2 separate regions of the Homo sapiens genome follow, and region 2 is linked to region 1. A link is a contact called in ENCODE Hi-C or POLR2A ChIA-PET data. All regions are on one chromosome and are shown on one strand. The core of a region is the stretch at or near the end of the contact, and the rest is flanking DNA. Distances in the headings are between cores, read along the strand shown.

Evidence for each region. Hi-C counts contacts between places; a loop is a spot of excess contacts on that map. ChIA-PET counts read pairs that join two places held with the same protein, here RNA polymerase II (POLR2A). Pooled maps may share reads with other maps.
Region 2: a map of left cardiac atrium shows a loop between it and region 1 (2.2-fold over the local background). The contact joins two enhancer-like sites. A Hi-C loop is called at or near these places in 35 of 168 maps with a recorded cell type or tissue (B cell, Caco-2, Calu3 and 17 more), 1 of 37 single-sample maps with no recorded cell type and 14 of 50 pooled maps. POLR2A ChIA-PET finds 5 or more read pairs at or near these places in 22 of 52 experiments (AG04450, CD4-positive, alpha-beta T cell, H1 and 17 more).

Annotation. Positions count from the first base shown.
Region 1 is chr12:123,129,556-123,133,501 of GRCh38, forward strand. All of the region lies in intron 1 of PITPNM2 (phosphatidylinositol transfer protein membrane associated 2), which reads right to left. Among named protein-coding and RNA genes, the nearest start is that of PITPNM2, 20 kb to the right of the region's middle. Within about 2 kb of position 2,621, at least 15 of the 41 ENCODE cell types and tissues checked have a DNase peak (open chromatin) inside an H3K27ac peak, as active enhancers do; they include psoas muscle, where a contact is called at or near this core.
Region 2 is chr12:123,093,335-123,097,790 of GRCh38, forward strand. The region is part of intron 2 of PITPNM2 (phosphatidylinositol transfer protein membrane associated 2); the gene reads right to left. Among named protein-coding and RNA genes, the nearest start is that of PITPNM2-AS1, 14 kb to the left of the region's middle. RefSeq lists enhancers at 1,214-1,777, 1,368-1,662, 1,778-2,341, 2,974-3,939. Within about 2 kb of position 1,502, at least 19 of the 41 ENCODE cell types and tissues checked have a DNase peak (open chromatin) inside an H3K27ac peak, as active enhancers do; they include psoas muscle, where a contact is called at or near this core.

The sequences.
Region 1 (3,946 bases), core at 1,371-3,870:
AGACTCCGTCTCAAGAAAAAAAAAAAATTAAATGGATAGTGAACTTTATCAAATGCTTTTCTGGCATCAACTGAAAGCACAGTAGTTGTTTTATTTGTATATTTTTCTCTTTTTTCTTTTAGTAGATCTCCTAATATTTATGTTTCTGAGGCTGGCCCACAACCCAGCATAATGAGTCCTGTGCTGGGTACTTGTACTGGGGGAACACAGAGACACAGAAAAATGCATAGAGTTCTTGCCTACAGAGGAAACAGAGGGGAGAGGAACACGGGGAAAACAACACACACACATGAACATGCACACTCCTGCATACCATCTGAATGGCAGGCTAGTACTTGTGAATTTTGTTTTGCGTTTTTTTTTTTTTGAGATGAGGTCTTGCTCTGTTGCCCAAGCTGGAGTGCAGTGGTACGATCATAGCTCACTGCAGCCACAAACTCCTGGGCTCAAGTGATCCTCCCGCCTTGGCCTCCCAAGTGCTGGGACTACAGGTACACACCACCATACCCAGCTAATTTTTAAAATTTTCTGCAGAGATGGGGTCTCGATAAGTCGCCCAGGCCAGTAGTACTTGTGAATTAATGTGTCACACACAGGGCACAGTGAGGACCCCAGGGAACCACATATGAATCATGCTAATCCCAGAGGGCTTCCAGGAGATGGCACAGAGCATTTGGGGACAGGCTGGAAATGAGGGCCTATGGATTTCAGTCCTGCCTTGTGTGGGACGGAAGGGCACACTTTCCTGGCCCACAATTATCTCAGCAGTAAAACAGTAGAGATAATTATAGATGCAAAAGACCTTTGGAAACACCCAGCTCTGCCTCCTTCATTTGCAAACAGAAGCTAAGGTTGGGGGCAGGGTCATTTGCCCAAGGCCACCGAGCCATCCTTGTGTCCTTCTTGGCTCCAAGGGGAAGGGGAAGAGAAACAAAAGAAAGCTTTGATTGGCCCGGCAATCACGCCTGTAATCCCAGCACTTTGGGAGGCCGAGGCGGGCGGATCACGAGGTCAGGAGATCAAGACCATCCTGGCTAACATGGTGAAACCCCATCTCTACTAAAAATACAAAAAATTAGCCGGGCGTGGTGGCGGGCGCCTGTAGTCCCAGTTACTTAGGAGGCTGAGGCAGGAGAATGGCGTGAACCCAGGAGGCGGAGCTTGCAATGAGGCGAGATCGCACCACTGCACTCCAGCCTGGGTGACAGAGCGAGACTCCATCTCAAAAAAAAAGAGTTTTGAGATGCTGGGCAGAAAGGAAGGTGAGAACAGCCTTCCCTGTAATAAATGTAATTGCTTCTACCTGAAAAACTGGCTGAGTCAGGAGGTGGCCAGGGTGCTAAGCTTAGGGTGTAGAGGCCAGAAATAGGAGAGGCTTGGACAGGAAAAGGGGATGATCCTGGTGCTGTCCCCCACCCCACCCTCACATGCCTAGGGCACCAGAGACATCCCCACCTTCTATTCTACATCAATACACCTGAGCAGACATGTGAGGATGGCTTTCACATTCATTCATTCATTCAACAAATATGGAGATTATATGGGTTGAAGAATGTCCTCCCAAAACTCATATCCTTGTCAGAAACTCAGAATGTGACTTTACTTGGAAATAGGGTCACTGCAGATGTCATTAGTTAAGGTGAGGTTGCACTGGAGTAGAGTGAGCCCTAAATCCAATGACTGGTGTCCTTATAAGAGAAAAGTCACAGAGGCAGATAGACACAGAGGGAGACAACCATGTGACAACTTAGGCAGAGGTTGGAATTATGTGTCTTCAAGTCAAGGAATGCCAAGAATGGCCTGCAACCACCAGCAGCTAGGAGGGAGGCCGGGAACAGATACTCGTTGCGGTCTCTAGAAGCAACCAAACTGCCGAAACCCAAAATTTGGATGTGTGGCTTCCAGTACTGTTAGAGAATACATTTTCATTGTTTTAAGCCATCCAGTTGTGGTGGGTTGTTATGGCAGCCCTAGGGAATTAACACAGAGATATGGTAGTGCACAAGCCCCTGCATGCTTGCCCTAGGAGCAGAGGCTCCAGGAGGCAGAGGGAGAGTCTGGTTCCATCTGGAATCCCTCCAGGACATCACCCTTACTCTTGCCCCAGTCACAGAACCTCACCCTGCCAGCCAGCCACACCTTCCACTGCCCTTCCAGAGCAGCTCCTAGCCTGTGTCTGTGCTAGGTCCTGATGGAAGAAGCAGCCCCCAGCCAACTGTGACTGCTTACTGGAAGGGATCATCACATGTGCCAGACACAAGGATGAATCCAAGTGCCTGTCAAGCTCTGGGAGGTGCCAGGAACTGTGCTAGGCCCTTTCACATACATTCTCCTTTAAACCTCAGGACCAACCAGAGGCAGGAAGGAAAGAGAAGCTCTGAGAAAGCATGTGACCTGCTCAGGATCCCACAACATGTCCGTGGCAGAACCCTGCTCCACATTCAGGCTGTCTGCATGAGGCCTGTTGGGTTCTCAGCACACCCAGTGCCCGATTCCCCCAGGACTGAAGCACCTGCCTCTCGACAGAACTGTCTCCCACTCGCTCTGCAGCTGTGGATGCCAGGGACCGCAGGCAGTTGGCATCTGCTCTTTGAAAAGGTATTTATCTTTCCACTCACTGAGAGCAAGCGAGAGCCATATAAGGACATGCCCAACGTCAGGTGCACAAGCGTTGCAGAGACAGATGTCATTCATACGCAGTGACCAGACATGGCCGTTAACTGCCAGGAACACCCACCTCCACTCCCCCAAGAGCATGGCGGGTACACTGCTGAGCAAGGAGCTCTCAGCTGGGCCACAGGTGTGGGGTCGCCTCTCCCAGTGTCTGGGAAAGCCAGGGCTCCATAAACACAGGGCCAGGTGTGGTCCAGCCCCGAGAGCCACTGGAGGTTCTCAGCAGTATTCATGAACAGCCCTACAAGCCTGAAATTTTTGTTTGTTGTCATTCTTTTGTTCTTTTCTTTCCCTTTTTTTTTTTTTACCATTTTGACAATTTATAAGTGTAAAATTTAGTGGCATCAAGGACATCCACAATGTTGTACAACCACCACCACTATCCACTTCCAGAGCATTTTCATTATCCCAACCAGAAGCTTTGTACTCACTAAACACTCATTCCCCATCTCCCCTCCCCAACCCCTGATAAACACTATTCTACTTTCTGTATCTGTGTATTTGCCTATTCTAGGTACCTCATATAAGTAGAATCATACAATATTGTCCTTTTGTGTCTGACTTCTTTCATTTAAAATGTTTTCAAGGTTCATCCATGGTTCATTCAATACTTGGCAAATATTATTTGGCCATAAAGAGGAATGGAATGCTGACACATATTGTTTGATGGAACCAAACAGTATGGCATATGAACAGACCACGTTCTGTTTATCCACTCATCAACTGCTGGACACTTGAGTTGTTTCCACCTTTTGGCCGCTGAGAACAGCACTACTATGAACATTAAGCTACAAGTATCTGTTCAAGTCCCTGCTTTCAAGTCTCTTGGGTATAGACCTAGAACTAGGTGTGGAACTACTATGTCATATGGGAATTTTGTGTTTAACCACTTGAGGAACCACCAAATTGTCTTCCACAGCAGCTGCAACCATTTGACATTCCCACCAGTAACACACGAGGGTTTCAATTTCTCCACATCCTCACCAATACTTGCCAAACCTGAAATTTTAGAGGCAGGGAAGAGGCAAGTCCCATAAGAGCCCCAGATATGGCTCCATGGCAAATCCCTGCCATCTGCCTACTTCATTCCTGCCATTGTGTACAGAGCAGCAGAAAGAAGAATGCTGGCTGTAGAGTCAGGAAAATCCAATTCTAGTTCCAGCTCTGGTGTCTGCTGGCTGTGTGACCCTGAACAAATACATTGATCACTCAGAGCCTCAATTATGTCCACTGTGGGAATGAAGCCAATGCACCAAAGTCACTTCCCACCACA
Region 2 (4,456 bases), core at 252-2,751, 37 kb before region 1:
CTAAAATTAACTGTGGTGTTCATTATACAACTCTGTGAACATACTAGAAACCATTGAATTGTACACTTTCAATGGGTGAATTGTATGGTATGTGAACTATATCTCAATAGAGCTGTTATTTAAAAATACACACACGCACACACACACACGCGCACACACACACACACCTTGAAATAATCATCTGTAATCAACAGAGTCTGGCCGCTGCAGTGGAGCCACCCCCTGCTCCTGAGCCCCTTCCTCCTGCCACTCGGCAGCCCCTCCAGAGCCAACCTCCCACTCCCCTCAACCTGAAGTACTGACTCTGGGGGCCAGCCCTGGGAGGGAGAACAAGCAAAAGATTCAGCCCCTATCCCAAACTCTGAGGATGGAGCTAGAGGCCACAGAAGACAGGCTGTTGCAGCCCAGGAGAGACTGCTCTTCCATGGCTTTAATACCTCCAACCCTGAGACCAGAAGCCACAAGACACCAACATTCAGTTGGTTTGTGAATGACTGTGAGGAACCTGGAGTCTATGGAAGGACACAGAGCCAGGAGGCCTGGGCCAGAGCCCAACACCACCAGAACCCCCTGGGCAGAGGCATCCCCACCCACACTCTTAGGATCAGCCCCCTCATCTCAGGGACAAAGCTGGGGATCCCAGTGAGAGGCCCCTCAGGCTGGGCTCGGAGGCTGCGGCTGGCCCAGTGCAGCAGGCCTGGGGATGCTATGTGGCTGTGAGAAAGGCCTGGTTAGGGGCCACATGGACACAAAGCATCGTCAAACACTCCAGGTGTCACTGGGCCATGGCAGCTGCTTCTCTTGTGGCACTGCTGGCTTGGCCAACAGAGCCAGGTGACACATTTCAGGAATACTTGTCTTATTTGAGCCTCACCAGTACAGGGCTGGCTGTAGACTTAAAAGGGGCTGACCAAGGTGACAGGTCTGCCAGCCAGAGGAATGGAACTCAAGTGGTGCAGGGGATCCCAGAACACCAGGAAGCCAGTCCAAGGCTCTCAGAGAGCTCAGGCAGGCTCCTGGGAGGTGACTCCGGCTGACCTCGGAAAGGCCCCATGTCTTCACCCAGCAGGCTGAAGCGGAGCCCAGCCAAGGCCTGTGATCCTGTGCTTCCTGCCAGGCTTGTCCTCCGGCGCATCAGGCTCACCCACAATGCCATGGAAGTCTCCATCATCTGCTCTGCCCCAGGAAAGCGGACTTAGTCCTCTGGGGACGTTACCCAAATAGCTGCCTCCAACTCTGGCCATAAAGCCAGGAACTTGGGAAGCTGGTAATTGGAGAAACTCTTCTCCTCCCCCACAGGACCATAAATTACCGTCCTCCATCTGCACAGATGCATCAAAGGCCCAGACAGCCTTCTCCGAAACCAAGCACAGGCAGTGGGGTGGGGTCCCTCCACCTCCTAGAAGCAGCTCCCAGGTGGGGCCGAGGGCAGGGAAGGCCAGGTTCCCATCTAAGAATCGAAGGCCTTGGACTGACCGACCTCCTGGCTCTGACCCCACGTCTGACTCATAGTTGGGAACAAACATCACATCTACCCCCAGGGCAAGACTGCAGCCACACAACCTCTCCTTTCTTCACTCTATTTATCAGTACACCCTCGCAGAACCACAGACACGTGAAAATATTTATATGATCAGATTAACTTCTGGGCTTCGTGGCGCACTGAAGCAAGCATGTTTATCCTTCCCTCATACAACACTTTTTCTTTGGTCACTTCTTTTTCGGGGCACTGGGGCTCACAGCACGGCAGTGCGTCCACATTAGGGTGGCTGCTGGGGATCCAAGACTCTCCACTCCACCATCCTTGCACAGCAGGCTGATTCAGGGCTTGGAACGTGGTGAGGGGGCCCAGGGGAATGGGCTGCTCCCCTGGGGAGTCGGTTATCTCTGCTCCAGACCCTGGCTTTTGGCAGTAGCCAAGCTTGCTGGACAGTCGCCCCTGTGGTGACAGGGAGAGCTAAGCAAATCAGAACCGATGGCCCTGTGCTGGGCACAGATCCCGCTTGGCAGCCCCTGCTGACGATTGCTCTGCGCTGCCATCTTTAGAAACAATCATTTCTTGGGCGTGCACCCACATGTGTACATCTCGATTTTACAGGCTCTGTTAAAGCGCAAAGATCTTTCAGGTACTCAACAAAGCAAGATGTCGTGATGTTGCCACCAGCCTGCCCCCTCCTCCCCCCGCCTCCGACCTGTCACCCAGATGAAGTGAGACGAAGTGTCTTCCAATACACACATCGGAGTGTGTCACTTCTCTGAGTAAAGGCCCTCAACGCTCCCCTTGGGTTTCAAGGCGACATCTAAGCTCCTTAACTAGGGCACGAGGCCCCCAACCTGGTCCTCCCTGCAGCTCAGCCCCAGCCAGACTCTCACAGACAGGAGCCCATGGGGCTCCTCCTGCCTCGGGGCCATTGTGAAGGCGGTTCCCTCTACCAGGAAGACTCTCCCTTGTTTACACGCAACCCTGCCTCCTGTGTCGTGTGAACTCAGCACCCCACAGGATCTAAACCAAGCGTCAGCACCTGAGGCTCCCTTCATGGGCTCCACGCCCCAGTGGCAGACCCCCCCAACCCCACTTCCACAAGGCTTGGCACTATCGTAAGGATCATCACCGCCCATGACTGATGCCTGTGATGGCCTGAGAGCTCCTTGAGAGTGGGGGCTGGAATTGATTCACTTCTGCAGCCCTGTAGCTCAGAGCCCACACTCAGGGCTGAATGATGGATCCATACACATGTCGCCTGCTCAGGGAGCCAAAGTGGCCCCGTGGCTTGTCCCCTGAAGCCCTAAAGCACCAGGAATACATTGGGAATTGGGACAGGGGGACAGACCCCTCCTTTGAGGGACTAGCCCCGCTCCCATGTGATGGCAGCTCAATCTCCATCTGTAGCCAGCAAGCACACCCAGGCACCATTTATTTACGCAATATTAACACATGCCCTGCTTGCATGCCCCAGCTCTTGGCCCTGGTTAAATGAGGCCACAGAAGAGGAATGGGCTCGCGGGAAGCCACTTCCCATGATTGGTGACTGCACAGCAACCATATTTTATTCACGGTGAGTTCCTGGGATTCTTGCCAGCTTACCGACTTCAATCCTTTTCCATGAAAAGTGTGTCTTGGGCATGCGTTCTGTTCCTCACCCAATGCCAGAATCTGCTTCTAGCTAGGAAGAGGCAGTGGGAAGATGGGGAGGGGGGCGAGGAATGAGAGAGAACCCAAAAGGACATGGAGAAGGAAGAAAGAGGGAGGAAGGTGTGAGGAAGGAGCAGAGAGGAACAGGGAAGGAGACAGCCACAGGCCCGGGGGCATCTGGAATCCCTCCCCCTGCACCACTAGCCTAAACAAGGGTCCCAACACCAGCCAGCCTGGGCTGAGCAGTGAGGACCTGGAACCAGAAGACAAAGCTGTACTCTTGTCAAGAGGAGGGATCCAGGCAGGGCAGAAGCAGAAAAAAGACACAGGAAGGTGGCTTGTGGAAGTCAGGAGCCACCCAGCAGGATGGCAGGCTGGCCATAGAATCCTCCAGGCCCAGCAGGTCTCCCCGGCCCCTCTGCAGCAAAAACGAGGCCCAGGGAAGCTAGAGGAACTAAAGGATGCTGGACTGGTGCCACTGTGCTTAGTGCAACACAGCTGTCCCCAGGACTCCCCAGAGTGGGGCCACCCTGCCATCTCTCTTTATTTTTATTATTATTTATTTATTTATTTATTTTTAATTTATTTTTTTGGTATGGAGTCTCGCTCTTGTCGCCCAGGTTTGAGTGCAGTGGCACGATCTTGGCTTGCTGCAACCTCTTCCTCCTGGGTTCAAGTGATTCTCCTGCCTCAGCCTCCTGAGTAGCTGGGATTACAGGCGCCCACCACCACGCCCAGCTAATTTTTGTACTTTTAGTAGAGACGGGGTTTTGCCATGTTGGCCAGGCTGGTCTCGAACTCCTGACCTCAGGTGATCCACCTGCCTTGGCCTCCCAAAGTGCTGGGATTACAGGCATGAGCCACCGCGCCCGGCCTGCCATCTCCCTTTTATTAGTGATTGCAAAGTGCTAAGGGGGAAAGACTTTCAGCAGCCCACTTTTCTGCACAGTCCTCAAGAGGCCAGCACCTCCTTTCCTCTCCTTGGCAGACCCTCCCTCGCTCCTCTACCCTCGACCCCACAGGCACAAGTGAGCTGTGGCTGGGAGTCAGGAAGGGAGATTGTCTTTCTTAAGGCACGCACATGCTCAGCAGTGATGGCATGGATGGGGAGGGGTTCCAGCAGACTTATTTATAGCCAAGCAGCCTGTCCGCACGCTCTCCAGTGCAGCCTGCCTCACTTGCCTGCCTGCCTGCCTTCCTTGCCTGCCTGTCTGCCTTCCACTGGGGTTTTTCAATCTGTGCCTATATTTATCGCCCAAAGCCGCTGGGATAATGGCAAGGCCAGAAATAGCCTTGAAGACATTCACGTGAAGATGACGGGCA